Regions from separate parts of the Homo sapiens genome. Here region 1 is linked to region 2. The links are chromatin contacts, found by Hi-C in ENCODE. All regions are on one chromosome and are shown on one strand. Each heading gives the region's core, a stretch centred on a gene start or an enhancer-like site at or near the end of the contact. The rest is flanking DNA. Distances are from core to core; before and after follow the strand shown. Region 1 holds the start of EMX2 (empty spiracles homeobox 2). Region 2 holds the start of VAX1 (ventral anterior homeobox 1).

What was found. A loop is a pair of places that touch in the nucleus more often than their neighbours do. Pooled maps may share reads with other maps.
Region 1: a loop to region 2 is called in a pooled map, with 11 times the contacts of the local background. The contact joins the promoter of EMX2 here to the promoter of VAX1 in region 2. A Hi-C loop is called at or near these places in 1 of 168 maps with a recorded cell type or tissue (naive thymus-derived CD4-positive, alpha-beta T cell), 27 of 37 single-sample maps with no recorded cell type and 13 of 50 pooled maps.

What each region holds. Positions count from the first base shown.
Region 1 is chr10:117,538,171-117,544,111 of GRCh38, reverse strand. It overlaps EMX2 (empty spiracles homeobox 2), which reads right to left and starts at 1,366. Exons shown (of 3, transcript NM_004098.4): 1 at 439-1,366. The coding sequence starts at 844. It also overlaps EMX2OS. RefSeq lists an enhancer at 1-151.
Region 2 is chr10:117,134,539-117,139,839 of GRCh38, reverse strand. VAX1 (ventral anterior homeobox 1) reads left to right here and starts at 1,570. Exons shown (of 3, transcript NM_001112704.2): 1 at 1,570-2,024; 2 at 3,181-3,368; 3 at 5,257-5,301. The coding sequence starts at 1,784.

The DNA.
Region 1 (5,941 bases), core at 117-2,616, 400 kb before region 2:
TGAACAGGGTCGAACGCAGTCGAAAGCAAGCCTGGCGGCCGAGTCCTGTCCGCGCCCCTCGGAGCCAGGACGGTTGGGGGCATTGCCGAGGGTACCAGGAGCCTGGGGATCCCGCGGGCTCTGGGCTCCGCGGCGCCGGGCACGCACAGCCCAGCCTGCTCTGATTCGAGCGCACTGGGGGACAACTTCTCCGTTCGCACCCCTTCCCAAAGGGTCAAGCGGCCCGCAGGCCATCACTCCAAACCAGTCGTAGCTTCGGAGACTGGGGATCGACACCACGCCCGGCCCCGCGCCGCCTAGTTTCCCAACAGGGCGCGCTGGCCCGCGAGCCGGAGGAACCTCCGCCCAGGCCTTGCCAAGCGCCCACCCGGAGCAGGCCGGGGGCAGTGAAGGATGCGGCGGGAGCGGCGCGCTGCAGTTCCGCGACGTGGCACGTACCTTGGAAGCGATGACCCAGATATCGGTAGCGGTGGATGAGCCAGGGGTAGAAGGTGGACGGATCCCGCTGCTGCGAGGCGAATAGGGGGTGTGGCGAGTGCGAGGAGGGTAGGGGGTGGGCGGCCAGGGCGTGCGGCGGCGGCACCGGGTGCACTGGCACGGCGGGGTTGGGCGGGTGCGAGACCGCCTCGGCGAACACCAAGTCCGGGTTGGAGTAGACGCCCCTACCGGCGGCGGCGGCGGCGGCCGAGTGGAAGCCGTTGAGGAACGGATTTATGGGGCTGGAGTTAGCGTAGCTGAGTGCCGCGGGACGGATGGGGTCCTCGGAGCGCGAGGCGGGCAGGGGACTGTCCTTGGCCACCAGCGACTCGATGGTGAAGCAGCGCTTGGGCGCCGGCTGGAACATGCTGCGCCGAGGAGCGGGCGCCCTGGGCTCCCAGCTCCTGGCGACCGCCGCACGCTGCCTCCGCCGCCCGCTGCCCGCGGCGAGGACGGACGAGAATTGGGGACTCGTTTGTTTGGGGTGGGGGTGGGGGTGGGGGGAAGGAAAGGAAGAAAGAAAGGAAAGGAAAGGAAAAAGGAAAGGAGGGGGGAGGGAGAGGGAGAGGCAAAGCCGAGGATCCCGAGAATCTTGCACCAAACGCGCCCAACCTGAAGAGAGGGGGGAAAATCCTTCCAGAAGAATTTGCAGGCGTGGATTGGGGTAATTTTTTTTCTTTTTTTTTCTTTTTTTTTCTTTTTTTTTTTTTTTTTTTTTTTTGGCGAGATGGCGTGGGGGGATCGGAGTTAGAGGCAGGGAGGAGAAGGGGGGAAAGTTCTCGGGGGAGGCAAAAAAAAAAAAAAGTTTTTTCTCCTCTGCAAAAGGCGGGCAGGGCGCCCTAAGTCCAAGGACAATCCATGGAAGTGTTCGCTTCTTCACAAGTTGTGCAAACGATTTGTTAGTTCATGAGCCTAATTAGTGCGGGGATCACATAAACAGCTTCCTCCGAAGCCTGGTAAATGGCTTGATGATTGGTCGCTATTACTCGCCCTGAGGTGGAAGGGGGGAGACTCTTTAAAGTGCGTCAGAGGGAGGTGAGCGCCTGGGAACCCGGAGGCCTGGATCCGGGCCGAGAGTGGAACGGAGTCGGCGCCGCCGCCTCGGCTGAGCCTTCTGCCGCCCACCGGGCGGCCGGGCTTCTCCGCGCCTTCGCCCCTCGCTCCCAGCTCACTCGCTCCTGCGGCGCCCGCTGCGGCTTCTCCTCCTCCTTCGCCTCCTCCTCTTCCTCCAGTTTCTTCTTCTCCTCCTCCTCCTCTTCTTCCTCCTCCTCCTCTTCTTCCTCCTCCTCTTTCCCCACCTACTCCCCCTCAGCCACCGCCTCCTCCTCCACCAGCACCACTCCCTCCGGGGCACCCCGGTCCCTGCAGAGTCCCTGGCCGGCGCCGCCTCCGCTGCGGCCCCCTGAATCCCGAGCCTGCCTCGCCCAAGCTGGTAGGACAGAAGGACAGACAGATTCCTCTAGCCTAGCGCTCCGCCGCTGCTGCCTTACGCGGCCCCGCGTCGGGAGAACTGGGATCGCCCCAAGAGCACCGCGAGGGTAAGCGGGCAGGGGCTGGTTCCCGGGCTAAAGGCGCCGTTCGGTTATACCAATCCCCACACTTAGCAAAACTCCCAGCGGTTTCCTAGGCCAGGAGGGATCCTGGAGTGAGGGGTACGGGGTCCTCCCACCCCATCAACCACGCTTAGCCTCGAGGTCCCAGGGTCGGTGCGTTCGCGATTCTTGACCCGGCTCGTTCGTTTGCGAGTTGAGACCGGGAGCTGCCGACCCCGCCGGAGCAGTGGGCTTCCAACTCTCTCCCTCTCTCGCCCCACGGTCTCTAGCGTTTTCTGTCTGGGAGGGTGCTCACCTCCTTCCCCAAAACAATTCCTTCTGGAATATCTGGGACCGGCAGTCCAAGGTCAGGGGAGAGCCCGATATGGTGCTACTGTACTATTAAGGTTCCGTCGTAATTATTTTTGTCAGTGTGGTCAATGTTATTATTATTATAGATGATATTATTTTATTATTATTATTTCTATTATTATTATTATGCCATCTGTTGTCCCGGGGTTGGTGGGGGGGTGGTGGTTGCTGTGCAAACCCAGTGCAACTAACGACTACGGATCGCATCTCCGGTCCCGGGCCGTGTCCGCATTTTCGAGCTCGCCTTCGGTTTTGGGATGATTTTAGGACCGAGTTCCCTCGTCCCCATTGGCTCGCGCGGCGGCATAATTATGATCACATCCCCAGGCTGCTGGCGCTGCTCTCTGTTTATTGGTGGTTAAAGATCTATTATCTATTCATCAGCCGCCTCTTTTTTCCTTTTTTTCCTTTTGCCAATTACATTCTTCTAAAGTGAAGTACCAGCAGGTATTTTGCACGTTTACAATTAATGATAAAAAAAAATTCTAGCGTCGTTTAAAACTATTACTCCCAGGCCCCTGTCATTTCTCCTAAGAACGCAGAATTGCCTGTGTTTGGTGACTAGGTTGCCGTGAAACCTGGGAAGCCGATGGCAATGGGAGGAGAAGAGTGAAGTCCACCGTGAGCCAGGCTGCACTGCCACCAGATGCATAGTTGAGGGGACAGGTCTCAGGACGAGCTACCTGCTTCCTCCCTTGGTTTCATCTGGTGTATATTTATGTTTGTGTCAATTACTCCTTTATTCCAGATATAATGTTGTGTTGGGGCAAGTGTCCAAAAACCTCTTTTGGGAAACCAGGCAAGAGAGGAGTTGGGAGCAGTGTTTTCCGGGGTTGTCAGGGCACCAGACAGATTCGTGAGGAACTGGCAGAGATCATCTTTGTTGCCCCCACCCCACACCTTCCCAGGGAACACACATACACATCTTCACAGATGAGACAGGTGTGCGCCTCAGCTTTGCCCTCACAGTGGGAGACACCTGCCTTTCCCTTAGGCTTCGAAGTTCTGGGCTGGGGTCCTAGCCCAGTATTGTCCCTCTGTCAGTTCCAGGTGGCTTTGCTTTCTCCTCCTCCCCTTTTTCCAGGCCCAAAGATTCTGGGCTTTGGATCCAGCCCTTGGGGTAGGGGTGCACTTAAAGATGCACCTCCCTTGGGCCTGGACCACTGTCCCCCAAAATATTGTCTACAGTTTGGAAATCCCTCTCTCAATTAGGCTGTGAGGTTACAGGCCTCTCCTCTAACCCCAGCTAGGCCAGCAGGGAGCCTGAAGACATGGCAGAGGGGGGAGGTCTTTTGGCTGTGCCCAGCCAGTAAGCTTAGGGTGGAGCTAGAGGTCCGCCCTCAGGTTTTTGAGGCTGGAAACAAACACTCAGCTTAGGCAGACTGTGCATCCTGAATCCTGGCAAGCAGGAGAGTGCACCTTTCATGCAAACTTCAGAAGGAGGACTGGAGGGCCAGATTCTGGCAGTGCCCTCAGGCCAGACCCTCCAAACTCAGCCTGAGACTCAGAGGTTGCAAACTGGAGCCACTGAAACTCCACCCTTAGTGATCTTGGATGGGGGCATAAAAGTCATTGACCTTTAGGGCAACAGGTATCCAGTCTGTCTGGGAGATTGGGTGAGACCCAGATGGTTTGTGATGTATAAGGGTGATGGGTGCCTTCCCTCTTTTAAAACTTGCAGCCCTGGGCGCTAAGGTGCAATCATTATTCCCTTAACCAGGACAGTGTTGGGCTGGAGATGGGACCCCTCAGCCTTCTGCCCCAGGCAGGGACATCTGGCTGCAGTAGAGGGGTAGAGTGCTCCACAGTCCCACTTCAGTCAGTCGGCATCCTCTGCAGGCTACCTGCCTTTTATAAACTGCCCTTCTGTGGCCAGGTTTGCCCCAGGGGCTCTAGCTAGCCAACACGTAGGCAGGGGTAAAGGGGCAGCAGGATCTGAGATCTGGTGTCCCCCTTCCTGAAGGAACCAGGATATGCTAGTTCCTCTGCTCCAAGTGCTGCTAGACCCGAGCTGCACTCCAGCCCCTTGAAGGAGAAGCAGGTTTCCAGTGAGTCGGGCAGTTCAGAACCCCAGAAGCTGGGTAATCTATGCTAATTCATGCATGGGTAATCTATGCTAATTCCCGGGGCCAGAAGGGCCCGGGAAGGTTCGCGGGGTCTGGCCCCGATGTGCAGGGAAATTAACTAGGATAGTAACTCATTAACCAGACTGGCCAGTGGAGTCGTGCCAGGGCACTGGGCACTGTGGTCTGGACTGGACCCTAAGCTCCTAGATGGCGCAGCTGCCCTGCCACTCAACTTTACTTGTGGATTTAGGCCTTGCAGAATACAGCCACCTTTGTTCCTTAGCTGCCCAAGGAGTGGGTGTTTGGTTAAGTAGCCCTGCGTGGAGTGGGAGATGTGGGGATTTCTGAGGCTCCAGCTTAGAGCAAGGGGCTTCCTCCCTCTGCCCCATGTGTGCCCCAAGCCACTGCTGCCTCTTGGGCTCTGTAGACTGAGGAATCTACCTTTCCAGGTAGCTGGACTAGCAGACACATTCAAACGTTCTAATTCCGAATCTGTCACTGAATGACCTTGGGCAACACAGAAACCTCCCCACCTCATTTTGTCATATGTAAAAATACAGCCAATGCTGTCTGGGAGGCAGTGGGGAGTAGCAGTGGGCTTGTTTTGGAGAAAGATAGAACTATCCTACTTCCTGATTGTGGTGGTATTTACATGACTCTATGTGTTTTTCAAAACTCACAGAACCATATACTACAAAGGGTGAGTTTTACTATATGTAATTATACTTTAATACACCTGCCCCCATCCCCCAAGATGAGAGACTTGCATTTACAGCTTAACTGTGTGACCTTGGGCAAGTTACCTAACTTCTCTGTGCCTCGGTTTTCTCTTCTCTGAAATGGGAATAAATAATATAGTACCTTTGCTCTGGGTTTGTTCAATGAGATAAACAAAGTAAAGTGCTTAGACAGTGTCTGGCACATAATGAACTACAATAAAAGTTTGCTCCTGTCCTTGATGCTGCTATTACATACCCACCTCCAAGGCTTGTTACTGGGTTTCAGAGTCTGTGAACAATATAGCTGTACAAACATCAGCTAATGCTGACACTCCTGCCACACTCCTCCGTGCTCCCCCAAAAGCTGAGAGCTTTTCTAGGGAGATTTTGGGGTGAGCAAGGCCTGGAGTCCTGGCTCCTTGGTTGGTGTCAAAGGGCGGAGACTCCTGGGGATCTCTGATAAGCATCTGCTAGGAGTTTCCTGCAAGGTGCCCCCGGGCTTCAAAGGAGCAAAGGGCAGTGCTTCACTATAGCTGCGCTCCGTGCTAGGCCTGTGAGGTACCTGGGGTGGGTGCATGGCCTCCTGCAACTGAGAATAGGTGTGTGGGAGCTGTCTGGGGTCACCACCTGTGTGACTTTCACCTTCTTAAGCCACGGTTGACTCATCTGTGAAAAGGAAATAGCGATGTGTTAACGGTTGTTGAGAGAGTGAGTGAGCTCATATTTAGCACACTGTTAGCGTTCATCACATTTTAGTTATTGCTAGGCCATGGCC
Region 2 (5,301 bases), core at 321-2,820:
GGGGTGGCGGCGGAGGCAGGGGAGGTGGCGGCGGGGCGGGAGGTGCGGACGGTGCGCGCGTCGCTGCGAGCTGGAGCCCCTAGGGGCCCGCCACACACACTCGCACCCCTCCCCCTCCCGGCCTTCCTCCCACCCGCTCGCCGCGACCCCCTCCCCAACCCCCTCCCCTCCCCCCGCCTCCGCCCCATTCTTGGAATTGTGTGGAAAAATTCTCAGCCAAACCTCCCACCTCTCCTCTCCCCCCACCCACCCCCTTTAAAAAACCCCTTTCCTCCCCGGCCCCTGCACTCTTTGTGAATGAGGGCAGGGAACACGGCCCTTCCCCCGCCCAGGAGCCACGCCAGACCGCCGCACTCAGAGGACTGTTTGTTAATAGTCCAATTAGATAATTGCCATCTTTCACTCCTTTTGCTCCGCATTTCCCATAAAGGAATGAATGGGGAGAGCGGCGTGGAGAGGGCTTCTGCCCCGGCAAGGTGACGAGAAGGGCTGGAGCATGCTCCTTGCACAAGGCCATGCGCTTGAATTGAATCATTGTAGCCTAATCAATGCTCTTATTGGATTACTGGCTGTTGCTTTTCTCAAAGATATTGTAGCAGAGACAATGAAATAGCTAGGGGAAAACTTTTTTTTTTTTTTTTTGAAGCAGATCTCACAGTTGAGATTTCTCGGCCGTCTCTCCCTCTCCCCCTCTCTCTCCTGCTGGACTCTGAGTACAAAGCTGCCCTTTGAATGGGCTGCCTCAGGGCTGCTGGAGGTGCAGGCATGAAAAAATCCAACTGGAACTAAATGAAGAGAGGTGGCAGTTTAAGATGGCTGTCTGCGTCGAGGTGTGTTAAGAAGGAGTTGTTTAGGGGAAAATCTTGGCTTTTTTAGAGTGCAAGGGAGATACTTTTTGGGAAAACTTTCTCCCCCCGCTCTGTCCCCCATCCCCCACTCCCAGACAACTGCTTTCTTCTGCCGCAGGGTGCGCAGGGTTTTTTTTTTCTCCCCCCACACCCCCCCGCCGCCCAACCCTCATTCAGCTCTATCTGGCGAGTGTGGAGAAAACCCCTCTAGCCAGTATGTGAGCAGGAGGGTCAAAGGCAAAAGGAAAGTTAATAATGCCTGCTAATGGTACTAACAATTCAGGATGAATCTTGTCAAAAGTTTTTCTGGAAGTGTGGGTCTTTGATTGTGTGTTTCCTGAAAGCAAGACCAATCATTTCCGTTTATTCACTGGCTAAACCCCTACTTGATTGGGGACAAGGACAGAAACCATCCATTACGATCTGATATATTATCCAAACAATTTAGTGTATTCATGAGGTAACCGAAACGTGGGGGCTGCGAAATTACCCGTAATCAATTGCAACAGCGAGTGTGCGTCCCCCCGGGTGTCGGACAACTACAACTCGCCGTCTCAGAAACAGGCGGGAGCCGCAGCATTTCGGAGTTGCGCTGTTCGCTACCTGATCGCCAGGCTGGGGACACTGGACGTGCTCAGAGGACGCGGGTGCTGACGAGGCGGCCTCGCCGCAGCTCCACCAGGATCCTGGACCAGACTGGCCGCCTCTCGGCGAGCGCGCCACTCTCCCGTCGCCGCTGACCCGCGCGCGGCCGCCGAAGCCTCCCCGCGGGGACATTCATTCTTGCCCCTTGCCTGTCGCCGGGCCGGGCGTACGGGCCGCGTTGTCGGGGGTTTTGTCCCCTTTTTCCTCTTTTTTTTTTCCTTCTCCGCCCCCCCCCCTTTTTTTTTTTTTTGCTTTTTTTTTCCTTTCTGTTTTTGTTGTTGTTCTTGCCTATGTTCGGGAAACCAGACAAAATGGACGTTCGATGCCACTCGGACGCCGAGGCTGCCCGGGTCTCGAAGAACGCGCACAAGGAGAGTCGGGAGAGCAAGGGCGCGGAGGGGAACCTCCCAGCCGCCTTCCTCAAGGAGCCGCAGGGCGCCTTCTCAGCGTCGGGCGCTGCTGAGGATTGTAACAAAAGTAAATCCAATTCCGCAGCGGACCCGGATTACTGCCGCCGGATCCTGGTCCGAGGTAGGGATGGGCAGGGCTGCCAGGCGCGTTCTTTGGGGTCGACTCCGGGGCCGGAGCTGCGCGCTGCCGCCGACACAGGCCGGTGGGAAGGAGTGCCGGCTGGGACTTGGGAGAAAGTTGTTGGCCCTCCCCGCCCCGAGTCCGGCTGGGGACAAGCGCCTGGGACTCTCCGGTGCGCTCTCCAGGGGCCTCGGCCCTCCACGCCCGGAGGGGCCCCGCTGACCGGGCTGCGGGGGGAGATGAGGGGCTGCGCGGGTGCGGCCGGGCATCGGGCTGCGGCCTCCGACCCGGGAAAGGAGCAGAAAACTCCGGGAGGAGGTGTGCGCGCTCCAAGGGCCGGACGACCTGCCGGGAGCCGGCCAGGGGACTCCCGCGCTCTGGAGGGCTGAGCGCACCCAAGGGGGAACGCGAGCCCCGGAGAACAGCTGCCGATCGCGGGCTACGGCCCTGCCAGTTAGTGCACTGGGCCGAGGACCCCACGGCCGCGATCGGTGCCCGACCGCTGCCGCCGGGAGAGGCAGCTGGGCTTGGTTACGGAGCCGCGGTTGCCGCTTTGGTGCTCTGCTCTGCCGCTCTCGGATGGCGCGGCGTGCACTTAGCCCCGGCGGCGGAGGCTGCGAGGCCGGGCCCCGGCCCGGCGCCGCCCCAGCCAGCAGCAGATCTCCGGGCCCGGCCGGCCCCGACTCAGTCCCTCCTCCTTCCGCCGCGCGGACTCCGGAGGGAAGGAGACTCGAGGGTGGGGGTGGGGACGTCTGGATCACGGTCTGGTCGGCAAGCCCAGAGCTGGGGCCCGCAGGACCCGGGCGGGGCGACAAGGGTACCCTCAGGCTACAGGGGACCCGGAAGGCTCAGCCGAGGCCCCCCCAGGCCGGAAGAAACGTCCGCCTATGTGGAATTGATTGGATTTTTTTCTCTCCCCTGTCTGGAGGACTCTACAAAAAGACAAAGTGTGGTCCCTCCTTCGGTCAGCGGTATGGAGTTAGGCCCCTTGCCCTCCACACAGTGTCTTTGCTACCTGGTTGTGGTCGCGCTCCGCACCCCGCCCCCCATCCCCAAAACTGCACGCTTCTGGGGACTGTGTCCCCAAATCCAGCTCGGGCCAAGGAGGTGGAGGGGGACGGGAGGGTTCTGGCGGCTGACATCTCCCCTTCCCCAGATGCCAAGGGGTCCATCCGAGAGATCATCCTGCCCAAGGGCCTGGACTTGGACCGGCCTAAGAGGACGCGCACGTCCTTCACCGCGGAGCAGCTCTATCGGCTGGAGATGGAGTTCCAGCGCTGCCAGTACGTGGTGGGCCGCGAGAGGACCGAGCTCGCCCGGCAGCTTAACCTCTCCGAGACCCAGGTACCCGGCGACCAGGCCGCACACAGTTCTGCACCAGCCTTCCTCCCCACCACCCCTACCTAGCCTGCTCTTCACCTCCTAACCTGCTCTGGACAGAACTACCCTTGGGAGGTGGAGGAGATGGGAAGGATGGGTAAGACAGGCCTAAGGATTCCTTCCCCTAGATAATACATCCTTTCCCCCCACCATTCCTGCCATCCCCAAATCCTCCAGGGCCCATGTTTTATCCACCTTGGCCTAGGCCCAGAAGGCCCCAAATCCTGTCCTTTTGGAATTTTTATTGTCCCCCGGTTTTGAGCATTTCCTTCGAGCTTCTGCTCTACAAAGAACTGACTTTTGCCCTTGTTTGGGGTACCCCATTTTGGCTAGATTTCTAGGCCCCACCCCTTGTGGGCCCACCCAGCTGTACTCAGCGTCCAGGCCCATTCTACAGGAGTGAGGCTAGATCTAACACCCCCTGCCCCAGCACCATGGGTGATTCCCAGGAATTAGGTGTACGCCCTCCTGGAGATCTGCCTGTGCAGATCAGGCTGCCCTGACCCTTAAAGGAAGGCTTTCCCCATTCTGAGCTGGCCCCAGCCCTGAGCACCTAGGAGACCCTGTCTTCTGGGCCAGTGATGTGTGAGGTGTGTGATGGGAAGGAGATCTAGGACCCAGAAGCCAGTACTGCTGATTGTGCTTTAGATCTTTCCCTTTACATTAAATCCATATGATGCCCCTTGGAGCTGGCCATGTGGGCTCTGGGCCCAGGAGAGGACCCAAGAACTTGCCAAGTGGCATGTCACCAGCTTGGCCTAGCTACGGCAGCCTTCTTTCTGAAGACTGATCCTTTTCCCCATGCCCAACCCTGAAGCAGGTGGAGAGCATTTTAGGTCCGGGATCTGGGCTGAAAGCTGAGGACTGACAGAACAGATAGGGGTGTTCTTTTTGAGTTTGAGTTGGTATGGTAGCTTTTTCTATTCTCTCTGCTACTACTCCTCTTAGTTTATAAAATCTAGATAGGATAGTCTTTGCCTATTGCTGCAAAACTCTTCTGGGCCACTGCTAGGCCTGCAGAGGGGCAGAAGAATGAGAGGGGAGGTTAGTGGGGAATATTCAATCCACCTCAGCCTCCTGACTTTCTCCCATGATTCCAAGTTCATGACTCAGACCAGTGGAGAGATAAACTAAGAGTATCACCAGACCCTTCAATGCAGCTATCTGGTGAGAAGAGGTGCAGAAATCTCGGTCTACATAAAGTCTCCCGCACATATTATTCTCCTGCAGCCACTTTCCCTGCTTGCTGCTAGCTAATGGTCACGTCTTAAGCAGGAAATGGTCCTTTGTAGCCTTCACCAGGAGTAGTGCTTCTAGGACTAAATCCGAGCGCATTGGGCCAGGGGCCTGGGTCCAGAAAGGCTGGGCAATACTCCCTCCCCGCCTCTCTTCCCACTTCCCTCTTCCTTCTTCCCTCTTCCTTCACCGCACCCGCACCCTAGGGCCTCACACCCTCCACCGGAAATTCCGGCTTTGGGACTGCACTGATTCACACATCTGTGAGCCCCAAACACCGCTGCGGGGTAGCGCGGAAGCCAGTGAAACCCTTTCCGGTCTTCCTTCGAGTTCCTGCCGTGGGCATTTTATTACTTTGTTCTGTGTAAGCGGCGCCTGCCTGGGCCTGCTTCCCTGACCCGGAAGCGCAGCCCGGTGGAGCAGCTGTGTCCCCCTCGTGGCGGCGCCAGCTCCCCCAGCAGCGCCCCGGCCCGGACCCCTCCGGCTGCTGGGTGGGGCTGCGGATAGGGCTGGGACTTGGGGAGAGCCCCGGAGCCGCGCGCCCCGGGAGCTCGCTTCCTTTGACGCTGGTCTTCCCTGCCCCTCTCTCCAACTCTCCCCGCACCCCGGCGCGCAGGTGAAGGTCTGGTTCCAGAACCGGCGCACCAAGCAGAAGAAGGAC